Regions from separate parts of the Homo sapiens genome. Here region 2 is linked to region 1. The links are chromatin contacts, found by POLR2A ChIA-PET in ENCODE. All regions are on one chromosome and are shown on one strand. Each heading gives the region's core, a stretch centred on a gene start or an enhancer-like site at or near the end of the contact. The rest is flanking DNA. Distances are from core to core; before and after follow the strand shown. Region 1 holds the start of EIF2S3 (eukaryotic translation initiation factor 2 subunit gamma). Region 2 overlaps APOO (apolipoprotein O).

What was found. ChIA-PET counts read pairs that join two places held with the same protein, here RNA polymerase II (POLR2A).
Region 2: POLR2A ChIA-PET joins it to region 1 with 28 read pairs in PC-9. The contact joins the enhancer-like site here to the promoter of EIF2S3 in region 1. POLR2A ChIA-PET finds 5 or more read pairs at or near these places in 6 of 52 experiments (A549, A673, MCF 10A and 3 more).

What each region holds. Positions count from the first base shown.
Region 1 is chrX:24,049,755-24,057,336 of GRCh38, forward strand. EIF2S3 (eukaryotic translation initiation factor 2 subunit gamma) reads left to right here and starts at 5,202. Exons shown (of 12, transcript NM_001415.4): 1 at 5,202-5,283; 2 at 5,861-5,924. The coding sequence starts at 5,215. RefSeq lists a silencer at 4,551-4,760 and enhancers at 4,821-5,370, 5,391-5,460.
Region 2 is chrX:23,886,537-23,894,118 of GRCh38, forward strand. All of the region lies in intron 1 of APOO (apolipoprotein O), which reads right to left. Among named protein-coding and RNA genes, the nearest start is that of APOO, 18 kb to the right of the region's middle. RefSeq lists a silencer at 866-1,043. Within about 2 kb of position 3,240, at least 3 of the 41 ENCODE cell types and tissues checked have a DNase peak (open chromatin) inside an H3K27ac peak, as active enhancers do.

The DNA of each region.
Region 1 (7,582 bases), core at 3,952-6,451:
GGGCGTGGGCTTGGCGGGCCCTGCACTCGGAGCAGTCAGCCAGCCCTGCTGGCCCCGGGCAATGAGGGACTTAGCACCCGGGCCAGCAGCTGCGGAGGGTGTACTGGGTCCCCCAGCAGTGCCAGCCCGCCGGCGCTGCTCTCGATTTCTCACGGAGCCTTAGCTGCCTTCCCGCAGGACAGGGCTCGGGACCTGCAGCCCGCCATGCCTGAGCCTCCCACCCACTCCATGGGCTCCTGTGCGGCCCCAGCCTCCCCGAGGAGCACCACCCCCTGCTCCACAGCGCCCAGTCCCATCGACCACCCAAGGGCTGAGGAATGCGAGCGCACGGCGCAGGACTGGCAGGCAGCTCCACCTGCAGCCCCGGTGCCGGATCCACTGGGTGGAGCCAGCTGGGCTCCTGAGTCTGGTGGGGACGTGGAGAGTCTTTATGTCTAGCTCAGGGATTGTAAATACACCAATCAGCACCCTGTGTTTACCTCAAGGTTTGTGAGTGCACCAATCAACACTCTGTATCTAGCTGCTCTGGTGGGGCCTTGGAGAACCTTTATGTCTAGCTCAGGGATTGTAAATACACCAATCAGCACCCTGTGTTTAGCTCAAGGTTTGTGAGTGCACCAGTCGACACTCTGTATCTAGCTGCTCTGGTGGGGCCTTGGAGAACCTTTATGTCTAGCTCAGGGATTGTAAATACACCAATCGGCACTCTGTATCTAGCTCAAGGTTTGTAAACATACCAATCAGCACCCTCTCTTTAGCTCAAGGTTTGTGAGTGCACCAATCGACACTCTGTATCTAGCTGCTCTGGTGGGGCCTTGGAGAACCTGTGTGTCAAAATTCTGTATCTAACTAATCTGATGGGGACATGGAGAACCTTTGTATCTAGCTCAGGGATTGTAAATGCACTCGGCTCTACCAATCAGCAGGATGTGGGTGGGGCCAGATAAGAGAATAAAAGCAGGCTGCCCGAGCCAGCATTGGCAACCTGCTTGGGTCTGCTTCCACACTGTGGAAGCTTTGTTCTTTCACTCTTTGCAATAAATGTTGCTACTGCTCACTCTGGGTCCACGCTGCTTTTATGAGCTGTAACACTCACCGCGAAGATCTGCAGCTTCACTCCTGAAGCCAGCGAGACCATGAGCCCACCGGGAGGAACGAACAACTCCAGACGTGCTGCCTTAAGAGCTGTAACACTCACCGCGAGGGTCTGCAGCTTCACTCCTGAGCCAGCGAGACCACGAACCCACCAGAAGGAAGAAACTCCAGACACATCCGAAACATCAGAAGGAACAAACTCCAGATGCGCCACCTTAAGAGCTGTAGCACTCACCGCGAGGGTCCACGGCCTCATTCTTGAAGTCAGTGAGACCAAGAACCCACCAATTCCGGACACACTAGGATTATAGGCACGAGGCCACCATGCCTGGCCTGTATTTTTTTTTTTTCCTCTGAGACAGGGTCTCACTCTGTCAGCCAGGCTGGAGTGCAGTGGCGCTATCTCGCTGGAGTTGTTTTTTTTTGTTTGTTTTTGTTTTTGAGACGGAGTCTCGCACTGTATCCCGGGCTGGAGTGCCATGGCACGATCTGGGTTTACTGCATCCTCCACCTTCCGGGTTCATGAGATTCTCCTGCCTCAACCTCCCGAGAAGCTGGGATTACTGGCGCACAGTACCACGCCCGGGAAATTTTTTTGTATTTTTAGTAGACAGGTTTCACTATGTTGGCCAGGCGGGTCTCAAACTCCTAACCTCATGATCCACCTGCCTTGGCTTCCCAGAGTGCTGGGATTACAGGCGTGAGCCACCAAGCCCGGCCGGATTTTTTTATTTAGATAAAGTTCACATGTCCTAAGATTCACCACATTAAACTGTACAATTCACTGGTTTTTAGCATATTTACAAAGATGTGCAATCATCACCACTGTATAATACCCCGGCATTTTAATCACCTCAGTGTGTTTTTGTAATTGGCTGGTATAAATATTTAGAATCTAAGATTAAGGCGGGGCGTGGTGGCTCAGGCCTGTAATCCCAGCACTTTGGAAGGCAGATCACTTTGAAGTCAGGAGTTTGAGACCAACCTGGCCAACAAGGTGAAACCTTGTCTCTAGTAAAAATACCAAAAAATTAGCTGGGCGTGGTGGCGTACACCTGTAATCCCAGTTACTTGGCAGGCTGAAGCACGGGAATTGCTTGAATCCAGGAGGCAGAGGTTGCAGTGAGCTGAGATTGTACCACTGCACTCCAGCCTGAGCGAGAGAGCACGACTCTGTCTCAAAAAAAAGAAAAAAAAAAAAGAATGTAAGATTAAAGTGATTACCTCCAGTTTTCACCATCACTTAACTAATGCATGCATTTATTGAAACATAACTTCCTATTTTAGCTAAATTGTTGTACCAAAAATTTATGTGATATAAAACACGTATTCATATAAATTTTACTTAAGTATTCAATGAACACACAGATAACCTAAATTCTATTTTTTTTTTTTTGAGACAGTCTGGCTCTGTTGTCCAGGCTAGAGTGCAATGTCTCAATCTCAGCTCACTGCAACCTCCCCCTCCCAGTTTCAAGCAATTCTGCCTCAGCCTCCCGAGTAGCTGGGATTACAGGTAGTGCCACCACGCCCAGGTAATTTTTCTATTTTTTAGGAGGGTTTTTGCCAGCTCAGGATTTTGGTCAGGCTGGTCTCGAACTCCTGATCTCAAGTGATCAGCCCACCTTGGCCTCCCAAAGTGCTGGGATTACAGACGTGAGCCACCGCACCCGGCCCAGAAAACCTAAATTCTTATTCACCTCTCCTTACATTTTTTTTCTGGTTTAAAATAGCTGTTTATAAAAAACAACTCCATTAAAAAGTGGGGAAAGGACATGAACAGACACTTCTCAAAAGAAGGCATACATGCGGCCAACAAACACGGAAAAAAGCTCAATATCACTGATAATTCGAGAAATGCAAATCAAAACCACATGAGATACCACCTCACACTAGTCAGAATGGTGATTGTTAAAAAGTCAAAAAACAAAAGATGCTGGCGAGGTTGTGGAGAAAAAGGAACGCTCTTACACTATTTGTGGGGGTGTAAATTAGTTCAACCATTGTGGAAGACAGAGTGGCAATTCCTCAAAGCCCTAGAGGCCGAAATACCATTAGACCAAGCAATCTCATTACTGGGTATATAGCCTCTAAAATATAAACCATTCTGTTATAAAGATACATGCACACATATGCTCACTGCAGCACTATTCACAATAGCAAAGACGTGGAATCAACCCAAATGCTCATCAATGATAGACTGGATAAACAAAATGTGGTACATACACACCATGGAATACCATGCAGCCATAAAAAGGAACAACATCATATCCTTTGCAGGGACATGGATGGAGCCGAAAGCCATTATTCTCAGCAAAGTAACGCAGGAGCAGAAAACCAAATACCGCATGTTACCACTTATAAGTGGGAGCTGAGTGGTGAGAACACATGGACACATGCGGGGGAACAACACACACTGGGGGCTGTCTGACGGCTGGGGGTGGGAGGAGAGAGAGCATCAGGAAGAACAGCTAATGGATGCTGGGCTTAATACCTAGGTGATGGGATGATCTGCGCAGCAAACCACCATGGCACACAGTTTACCTATGTAACAAACCTGCATATCCTGCGCATGCACCCCTGAACTTAAAAGTCGGGGGGAAAAAAAAGAGAGGTAGCAATTATCACCTTAATGAATTCCTTTCTTCACTTCTCATATTGCCCCTCATTTTCCCTAATTTCCCTCATTTTTTTCATTTATAATATATATATATTTTGAGACGGAGTCTCGCTCTGTCACCCAGGCTGGAGTGCGGTTGGCGCGATCTCAGCTCACGGCAAGCTCCGCCTTCCGGGTTCACGCCATTCTCCTGCCTCAGCCTCCGGAGTAGCTGGGACTACAGGCGCCCGCCACCACGGGCGGCTAATTTTTTTTTTTTTTTGTATTTTTAGTAGAGACGGAGTTTCACCATATTGGCCAGGCTGGTCTCGAATTCCTGACCTCGTGATCCACCCGCCTCAGCCTCCCAAAGTGCTGGGATTACAGGCGTGAGCCACCGCGCCCGGCCTCATAATATTTATTTCCTAAATAAGCTAACTTGATGACTACTTACAAGTATTCTAAAGTGAGCTTGGCTTCTCAGTATTCGTCATTGTGGCTTTCATATTATCTTTTCACTTCTCTTTACTATACTTTTGCATAATAGCTGTCTAACAAGTTTTTATGGAAATAAATTTATTGCAAACAAAAAAGGAAATAGCTGTTTATGATAAAATTTGTATAGAAATGCAAGGAGAAAAACAAATCACTCAACTGCTTTTCAACACGACGAAAAGTGGGTTAAGGTCTCAAAATTCTTTAAATTTTAAAATACCGATTTATCGGTAATCGAGGTTTTTTTGGATCTGCTTCTTTAAGAAAAAAAAAAACAAAACACACACACACAAACCAGCGAACTTCAGACGCTCTTACGACACCTAGCTATATTCACTGGGAACGCAATCTAACGTCACCAAGGCCCACCTCCCGGGCCCTAGAAATCGCTCTCTGGGAACAAGCTGGGGACTTTGATTTTGCTAGCCCTGCCCCTCTGAGCCCTTCACCAAACTTCCGCGCGGGGGCGCCCGCCCCACCTCCCGCCGGGGCTCAGCACGCGGCCTTCTCCCAGCCAAGAGCCCCGTCATAGGTGGGCGCCGACCCCGAGCCGATCTCGCTTTATTAAATTACAGAAATCGGTATTCAAAAAAAAAAAAAAAAAAGGGCGGGGAGGACACTCCCTCTTCTCTGTTCCCACACCCTAGCTGATTCCCAGGTTTCGGGAAACTCCACAGGAAACGGAAATGGTCTCTCCCAGGCCAGCGCGCGCGCCGGGTTGCATCACCCGCCTCGCACGGGCCGGCGGGGCGGGGGTTTGGTGGCTGCCCTCAGTATTGCCTGCACAAATATCTACCAGGTCTGCGACGAATAGCTCCAGCAACTTCGCACCGTGTTTTCCACTCAGCCTACCGACAGGCACTGTGCAGATTCAAGCGGAGAGATGTCCAAGCAGTGAGGCCGCTGCTGCACCGGCCATCCTGAGCCCCTACTCGGCCTTCCCGTCTCCGCTTCCCCGCCCCGCACTAGGACCCCTGCAGATGATCAGGCGGCAGCCGGGGTGATTTCCTTCCTCTTTTGGCAACATGGCGGGCGGAGAAGCTGGAGTGACTCTAGGGCAGCCGCATCTTTCGCGTCAGGATCTCACCACCTTGGTGAGGTTTTGCTTGGGGAGGATGCAGAGTGAGCTCAGGAGTGGAGGTGACCGAGCCTCCCGGTGGTATTGGGACTAGTCAGTGTCGGGAGCATGGGTCAGGAGCCTGGGTCAGGAGGGAGACCTGGAACTGGGCGCCCTAAGCCATGCTCGCGCCGCCTGTACCCAGGCCAGTCCACGATCTGGGCGCAGGCGTGTACGGTCGTGGGACTTCTAGCTTCTGGAGGGTTCGGCTGGAAAGTCTTGATGTTGATTGTCATGGTTTCAGCCTCTGAACGTCTGGGAAGGGGGTGTCCTGTCTGCATTACTTTTAGTGCTAATGTTCCCAAGATTGGGGGGATCTCTGACTTCCAGATATCCCCTAATAGTTGAGTGGAGGTGTAGTCTGTTGTGTAATGATGAAGGGCTCTTAACAGCTTCCCAGCCATAGGAGTACAAAGTTACTGATAGGGAAAAGGAGCTTTAGAAGTAGTGGAAAGCTGTGCAGATGGTGGCAAGATGTAGATAGCAAACGTAAAGTCAAAGGAAAAGTTCTCATTTGTTTTACGTGCAGTGTTTTAAAATATATTTCATTGCAGGATGTTACCAAGTTGACGCCACTTTCACACGAAGTTATCAGCAGACAAGCCACAATTAACATAGGTAAGAGTAACTTAAGAGACCTAACCTTGGTCTCCAACAATTAATTTTAACCTCACTTTTTGTGTGATTACTTGAATAGTATGAGGATTCAGATATTCAAGAAATAGATACTGAGTCCTTGTGAATAAAGCATCTGCTACATTTGCGGTGCAGGGGGAGCACAAAGAATGCTGCCCACATGTAGCTTACAGACTCGGTAAGAAGAAAAAATGGAGACATAAGAAAAGTTTAATAGCATAAGGCAGTATGTAGTCATATGTAGCAGAAGTTTAAGGAAGAGGTGAAAAATGTGGCTGTACTTGACACACAGGATTATTTCAAGGGCAGAATTTATGAAAGTTTTATTTGATGTACAAGCTGTGATTAAATAGAAGGTTTTTTTTCTTAATTGGCACCTAGAACTTTAGAGGAGAAGTTACGTTGACTGAGTGTAAATTTTGGACATTTTGAGTTTGTACAAACAGCACAGTTTGTACGAAAGTAAGTTAAAAAGTACAGAAGTAAGTTAAAAAGTAAGACTAGTTTTTAACCTAGTTAAAAAGTAAGACTCCACCATGAGGCTATTAAAGTTACAGTATTACAGTCTGGAGCTTTAATTTATTAATGCAAACAAAGCCCAAATAAGCCTACAGGCCTTGAACTACTGCCCCTGCATTAAAAATTTTGGTTGAGGTGACCTTGGAGCATAACCTAACCTCCGAACAACCTATGCTAAGACTATACCAGTTAAAGCAAATTACTGTGCATATATTGACCCAATAATTTGATCAACGGAACAAGTTGCAATTAAACTTAGGTTGTTTCCTTGTTTGTTCACAGATCCCTTTTTGTTGTGTCAGGGCCCATCATACCTGTTTAATCTGGAAATGCTGGAAGGTTCCTTAATATATAAAGTTCTGGCCGGGTGCAGTGGCTTATGCTTGTAATCCCAGCCCTTTGGGAGGCCAAGGCAGGTGGATTGCTTGAGCCCAGGAGTTGGAGACCACCTGGGCAACGTGGCCAAACCCCATCTCTACAAAAAATACAAAAAATTAGCTGTGCGTGGTGGTGCATGCCTGCAGTCCCAGCTACTAAGGAGGCCGAGGTCGGAGGATTGCTCAAGCCCAGGTGGTTGAGGTTGCAGTGAGCTGTGATCAGGGCATTGCATTCCAGCCTGGGCAGCAGCAGGAGACCCTGTCTGTCCCAGAGTATATTTTTTAAGTAAAGCTGTTAGTTACATGGAAGTTTCTCTTAAGTCCTATATGAGAACACGTTTCTAGTAGGAAGGGGTATGGAGGAGGAAAAATTGAAGTCACTGTTGGTTTTATGTTGATATTTACAGCAAGTTATGGCTTTGGCTTTAATTGTATTTATTTATTTATTTATTTATTTGCGACGGAGTCTCGCTCTGTTGCCAGGCTGGAGTGCAGTGGCACGATCTCGGCTCACTGCAGCCTCCACCTCCTGGGTTCAAGTGATTCTTTTGCCTCAGCCTCCCCAGTAGCTGGGACTACAGGCATGCGCCACCACGCCCAGCTAATTTTTGTATTTTTAGTAGAGATGGGGTTTCACCATGTTGGCCAGGATGGTCTTGCTCTCTTGACCTTGTGATCCACCCACCTCGGCCTCCCAAAGTGCTGGGATTACTGGCGTGAGCCACCGTGTCCAGCTGGCTTTGG
Region 2 (7,582 bases), core at 1,990-4,489, 170 kb before region 1:
CCTAAGGAGCCAGCCACACACCTGACCATGGTAAGGAACTGGTATAGATCTGTGTGATGGAAACCCATGGGAGGAGCCTTGGTAAAAGGTCCCCAGGTAGACATGGCTGAAGCTGATGCACTCAACATCTTGGCTGATTCATCTTCCTTTTTAGCTTCAAAGGGGGCTCCTCCTGGTGCGAGATGACCCCACCCTGCCTCAGCATGCTCACCACCTTTCCCTCTTAACAGTAAAAAGGAAGCTGGCCAGACCAGATGTCATCACAAATGGCCATCTTCGACACTGTGTGCCTGCCAGGTGGTTATCATAATTTGTTAGGGCTCATATTGAGTATTCAGGCCAACCTATTCAAAATCAGGATTTAAGAAGGGAAAGGCTAAGATGGGTAGAATCACCCCAGGACAGTGTAAGGGCACAAAGAGGAGATGAACCTTCTTCAATCTTTTGTCTCCCCAAGGAAGAACAATCCAGTTCTTTGAAGAAACACAATCAACTTTCAGGGTCTGGGACATAATAAAAAAAAATCTCTAGCCTTATCAACTTTCCTCCTGTTCGCACTCTGGATGGGTTGCTTTGTGAGACATGAACACAAAGGTATTCTCTCTCCATGAGGAGTCCTGACCCATTATGATATAATCGGACTGAATATACCTCCCAAGAAGTGAAATCTCCCCCATACTTTTTCTTTTTCCCTTTTTTTTTTTTTTTTTTTTTTTGCGACAGAGTCTCCCTCTGTCGCCAGGCTGGAGTGCAGTGGCATGATCTTGGCTCACTGCAACCTCCGCCTCCTGGGTTCAAGCCATTCTCCTGCCTCAGCCTCCCAAGTAGCTGGGACTACAGGTGTGCGCCACCACATGCGGCTAATTTTTGTATTTTTAGCAGAGACGGGGTTTCACCATGTTGGCCAGGATGGTCTTGATCTCTTCACCTTGTGATCCGTCCGCCTCGGCCTCCTAAAGTGCTGGGATTACAGGCATGAGCCACTGTGCCCGGCCTCCCCCAAACTTTTTCTGATGCAGGGCTGTAATCTCTAGACTGCATGTACCCACGCCCTGAGCACTCCCTTTCCCAAGTGATAGTCCTTGAGAAGCCTTGTTGCCAGGTACACTCCCTGGTCAGGGCAGATGAGTTGGCTCAGAAAATGAGTACATATGCACCTGCCAAGAACTGATTAGATATGGTCTACTTTGCATTATATGAGTTAGGCTTGCTCAATCAAAGTCAAGCAAGCTCTGTTAAGAGCTGAATCTCCAATTAGTGCTAAGTTACAGGCTAGATCAAAGGTGGCATTTCTTTAGATCCAGCCCCTCGGGAGTATACCCTTCAGTTACTAAATGCCTTTCTTGGCATTCAGCTAGTTGGGGGTCTCAAAGTAAGGACTCTAATGTGTTGGCTTCTCTGAGGTTTTGAATACAGCTGTAAGACCCATAGTCACAGAGAAAACGAAAATTTGGCTTAAAGGTAAACTGGTGGCCCTTAGCTTTGCAAACCTCAGAGGGAGTGTCATTGAGTTTTCTCACTCTTGTGGCTAACTCTTCTTTCTTTCTGGTCTGATCCTACTCCCCAGCAAAGTATCAAGGTACACTCTATCTTGGACCTTAGACTCTCTATGTCTCAAAACTTTTGTTTCGCACAGCCCGCAAGGGGCTTGTCAATGGAAACAGAGCAACCAGTATTGGTGTTGGGTTAGATGAGGCCCTAACAAGAAGTGTAAAGGGGTAGGCTGTCATCATCTTAAAGACATTTGGTTCTTACTCTGTCTCCACTGAAGCTTGCGAAGGACTGATGTTGGCAAAACAAATCTGGTCAGGCAAGCAAGGTTATATATAACAATTAGAAGAGGTCAACCAGGGTTTTATTTCAAAAACAAATATTTACTGCACACCCACATCATGTCAGACATGGTACTAAACAGATAAAACACATAAGCAGACAAGGTCCCTGCTCTTATAGAGCTTCCAGGAAGCTTATGAATTTAATCAAAGACTCAGGCCACAATTTAAAAAATAAATTAACATTCAAAAAAAGATTCAGGGCCCAGCACAGTGGCTCACGCCTATAATCCCACCACTTTGGGAGGCCGAGGCAGGTGGATCACAAGGTCAGGAGTTCAAGACCAGCCTGGCCAACACACTGAAACTCCATCTCTACTAAAATACAAAAATTAGCCAGGCATGGTGGCATGTGCCTGTAGTCCCAGCTACTCGGGAGGCTGAGGCAAGAGAATCGTTTGAACCTGGAAGGTGGAGGTTGCAGTGAGCCAAAATTATACCTCTGCACTCCAGCTTGGGCAACAGAGTGAGATTTCATCTCAAAAAAAAAAAAAAAAAAAAAAGATTCAGGCATAAGATTGAGTTTATTAGGAGGCTGAAGTGGGAGGATCACTTGAGGCCAGAAGTTTAAGACCAGCCTGGGCAACATAACAAGACTCCATCTCTACAAAAAAAAAAAAAAAAATTAGCCAGGTGTTTGGGGCATGCCTATGGTCTCAGCTACTTGGGAGGCTGAGGTGGGAGGATTACTTGAGCCCAGGAGGTCAAGGATGCAGTGAGCTATAATCGCGTCACTGCATTCCAGCCTGAGTGACTGAGCAAGACTCTGCCTCAAAAAATAAAATAAAATAAAAAGATTGAGTTTATCAGTCAGCTCCCTCAGCTTTAAAGGTAGATTCTTAGACACAGTTTACCAAGACATGAATCTGGTAAGGTCGTAAACAAACAAATCATAATGGGTGTCCAGAAGGCTAAACTGTTCTTGCTTTGCAAATAAAAGTACACTGACTGCCCAGAATTCCATAGCTCTGGGATCATGTTGTGATTATGTTCCAGTAAAACTGCCTTAAAGACAAATAAAAACCTTAAGCTAAATAAGTCACCCTCAGAATTATTCAGACTCTCATGAATGGTGGGGCTCAAATACCTAACAACTTGCTTTCTTTTTCAACTTTATAGAGAATCTAGTGAATACTCTCTCCCATTTAAAAAAAGGGTGACTCTTTTCTCCCACAATTACAGAACTATTATCTTATTAGACTTCCATTTATAATATATGCCAGCTTCATGATAGAAGGCTTTTGCAGGCCTGTGTACACAAGAGGTTTCAGAATCACCTGGGGAGTTGTTTTTTTTTTTTTTTTTTTTTTTTAAGACAGAGCCTCGCTCTGTCGCCCAGGCTGGAGTGCAGTGGTGCGATCTTGGCTCACTGCAAGCTCCGCCTCCTGGGTTCATGCCATTCTCCTGCCTCAGCCTCCTGGTAGCTGGGACTACAGGCACCAGCCACCACGCCTGGCTAATTTTTTGTATTTTTAGTAGAGACGGGGTTTCACTGTGTTAGCCAGGATGGTCTCAATCTTCTGACCTCGTGATCCGCCCACCTCGGCCTCCCAAAGTGCTGGGATTACAGGCGTCAGCCACCGCGCCTGGCCCACCTGGGGAATTTTTTAAAAGCATAGATTCTAACAGCTTCCCCCAGAGTGTCTGACTCTGAATCTAAGAGGGGCCCAAGAATCTATTCCCAAGATAAGCAAAGTTTTGAAAACCACCATTCCACAAACATATGCTTAGAGAACAGTTATTCAACTTAAGTTTGTATAAGCACTCAAACATACTTTTAAAAACATTTGAAAGTATAAAATGAAAACTGTCCTAAATATAAAAAGAAACAGAGTGACTGGCCACCCACTAGAGAAATTATGACATTTATTTACATTCAAGAAAATCTCTCCCGTCTTAAACAAAACACAACAAATACCCTCCACCCCTAATTCCCTCTCTAACAACTACCTTACCCTTCTACCAACTTCCATTGACAAATTTATTTTAAAAGTAGACTATGGTTAGAAGGCAGAATAGTGGATACCCTTAGCAAGCTGGGTAGTGACTAGAAGGGCCACGAGAAGAGCTTCTAGAGTGCTAGTATGTTTAGTTTGTAAAAATTCACTTATGCCCCGTTTACTTTCCTATATGTATGTTATACAAATGGTCTCAGACTTACAAATGGTTCAACCTTACATGGTGCAGAAGCGATACGCATTCTGTAGAAACCGCACTTTGAGTACCCATATAACCATTCTGCTTTTCACTTTCAGTGCAGTATTCAATAATGTACATGAAACATTCAATAGTTTATTATAAAATAGGCTTTGTGTTAGATGATTCTGCCCAACTGTGGGCTACTGGAAGTGTTCTGAGTACATTTAAGGGAGGGTAGGCTAAATTATGATGTTTGGTAGGTTAGGTGTGTTAATTTTTGACTTAATGATATTTTCAACTTATGATAGGTTTATCAGAATGCAACCCCACCACAAGCTGAGGAGCATCCGCATTTAAGCACAAAGTCAAAAAGGCAGATTCTGTTTGCTTTCTCAATTTTATCTCCTCCTCCCTTTACTACTAAATGCACCTAAAACCTTTCTTCCCAAGACCACCAATAGCCTCCCAGTTGCTAAACCCCACTGGACATCTGGCATCTTGGTTGCACCCTGAAACTGGTGACTACTCTACATCTTCAACCCCTTTCTTTGGCTTACAGGATTCTACCCTATCCCCATTCTAGAGGCTTTCTAGGTACTCTCTCCTCCCCTTTTGGGCCTTCTCTTCCTCTGCATAGCTCTTCAAGGTTGATGAGTCATGGAGTAGTCTTTAACTCTCTCCTCTTCTCACTCCAGGGCAATTTCATTAAAATCTAATTCTTTCTTTTTTTTTTCTTTCAGACAGAGTCTCGCTCTGTCACCCAGACTGGAGTCCAGTGGCCTGATCTCGGCTCACTACAATCTCCGCCTCCCGGGTTCAAGGGATTCTCATGCTTTAGCCTCCCAAGTAGCTGGGATTACAGGCGCCCGCCACCACGCTCAGCTAATTTTTGTGTTTTTAGTAGAGACAGGGTTTCGCCATGTTGGCCAGGCTGGTCTCAAACTCCTGGGCTCAAGGGATCCACCTGCCTCAGCCTCCCAAAGTGCTGGGATTATAGGCGTGAGCCACCACACCTGGCCAAAATCTAAGTCTTTAACTCCCACTCATATGCTACTGATGCTCAAATCAGTATCCCTAGCCTGGGCCTCTCCCTAAGCCTCAGGCTTGTGTGTTTCCTGTGTTTCTAACTCCCTGAGGGACATGTTACCAGGCTTTTCAACTGCTACTTCAAACAGGCTATATCCAAAGGTGACCTTTTTTTTGGAGTGATGGAATATATTATTTCTATTTTCCATGTAAATAATTTAAACTCTCTCTATGTAAGTATATATACACTTACAGTATCTTACCCTTCTACCAAGTTTATATATATGTATATAAACTATATGTATATATATACTTATAGACTTATACATACTATATATACTTAAAAATATAGTTTATATAGTTTAAGTATATATAATACTTTATGTATTTCTATATATAGTTTACATTTATATATTTAAAATGTATGACATTATGCTTTCAACTATCTTTCTCCAAAACTGTTTTTATGAGATTCTCTACCTTATTTAATGATCCTACAAGCCACACAAAGGACAACATAAAAGCAACTCTTTAATGATAAAGAATGAAAATAAATTTTTTTTTTTTTGAGACAGAGTTTTGCTCTTTCACCCAGGCTGGAGTGAAGTGGCGCAATCTCGGCTCAAGACAACCTCCGTGCCCCTGGGGTTCAAACGATTCTCCTGCCTCAGCCTCTCAAGTAGCTGGGATTACAGGCAGCCACCACCACACCCAGCTAATTATTTTTTTTTTTTTTGAGACGGAGTCTCGCACTGTCGCCCAGCCTGGAGTGCAGTGGCGCGATCTCCACTCACTGCAACCTCCGCCGTCTCTCGGATTCAAGCGATTCTCCTGCCTCAGCCTCCCAAGTAGCTGGCATTACAGGCGCCCGCTACCATGCCCAGCTACTTTTTGGAATTTTAGTAGAGACAGGGTTTCACCATGTTGGCTAGGCTGGTGGTCTCAAACTCCTTACCTCAGGTGATCCACCTGCCTTGGCCTCTCATACTGCTGGAATTGGCCAAGGTGGGCAGTTCACGAGGTCAGGAAATCGAGACCATCCTAGAAACACAGTGAAACCCCATCTCTACTAAAAATACAAAAAATTAGCAGGGCATGGTGGCGGGCGCCTGTAGTCCCAGCTACTCAGGAGGCAGAGGCAGGAGAATGGCGTGAACCTGGGAGGTGGAGCTTGCAGTGAGCCAAGATCGCGCCACTGCACTCCAACCTGGGCGACAGAGCGGGACTCCGTCACAAAAAAAAAAAAAAAGTGCTGGGATTACAAGCGTGAGCCACCGCGCCTGGCCTCAGTCAACCTTTTCTGCAATAATTTCCATTCTGACAGCATTTTTCACTCGAAACAAAACTATTTTAATCTGATTCTAATTATTTAGGAGGTAAAAATCTGAAATGGGTTTTTTACAAAAAAAAAAAACAAACTATGAACACTGACAATACTTTTGAGATTATTCTTATTCTAAGTAACCAACACAAAAAAAAGAACTATGTGAAAGAACTCAGAATACAACAAAATGATGAAGACAATAAAAAAATTTTGTCAAAATCAGGCTACACTGTTGTCCTCAGTAACGTGTTGTAAATTGAATGAAAAATCAAGAGAAAGGCCGGGCGCGGTGGCTCACGCCTGTAATCCCAGCACTTTGGGAGGCCGAAGCGGGCAGATCACGAGGTCAGGAGATCGAGACCATCTTGGCTAACATGGTGAAACCCCATCTCTACTAAAAATACAAAAAAAAAAAAAACAAAACATTAGCCAGGCGTGGTGGTGGGAACCTGTAGTCCCAGATACTCAGGAGGCTGAGGCAGGAGAAAACCTGGGAGGCGGAGCTTGCAGTGAGCCGACATCACGCCACTGCACTCCAGTCTGGGCGACAGGGCAAGGCTCCGTCTGAAAAATAAATAAATAAATAAATAAAAATAAAAATCAAGAGAAATGAGTCCACAATTCTTGAAACGTCAAAAGAATACAGAATACTCTCCTCCATAAGGAGCATTCAGGACAGTATCTACATTTTATACAGCAATCTTTTATTTTTATATTTTTTATTTTTTGAGACAGAGTTTCACTCTTGCCACCCAGGCTGGAGTGCAGTGCCACAATCTCGGCTCACTGCAATCTCCGTCTCCTGGGTTCAAGTGATTCTCCAGCCTCAGCCTCCTGAGTAGCTGGAATAATAGGTGCCTGCCACCACGCCCAGCTAATTTTTTTTGTATTTTCAGTAGAGATGGGGTTTCTCCATGTTGGCCAGGCTGGTCTCGAACTCCTGATCTCAGGTGATCTGCCTGCCTCGGCCTTCCAAAGTGCTGGGATTATAGGCATGAGCCACCATGCCCGGCCAGCAATCCTTTCTAACATGTAGGGCCACACACCAAACAGAACAGAGGCTTTCTCTGGAAAGGGGGCTGGGGGGAGGTGGACAATAGCAACCTGACCAACTGTACTATTTTGACTTTTTACAAGGAAAAGTATTTCAGTATTACTTACAACATTTTTTTTAAATAGATGTTTTCTTTTCAAAGCAGTTACCTTGATAAATCATATATGGAGTCGGAATTTACTACAACTATTTATATAAATTTCATAA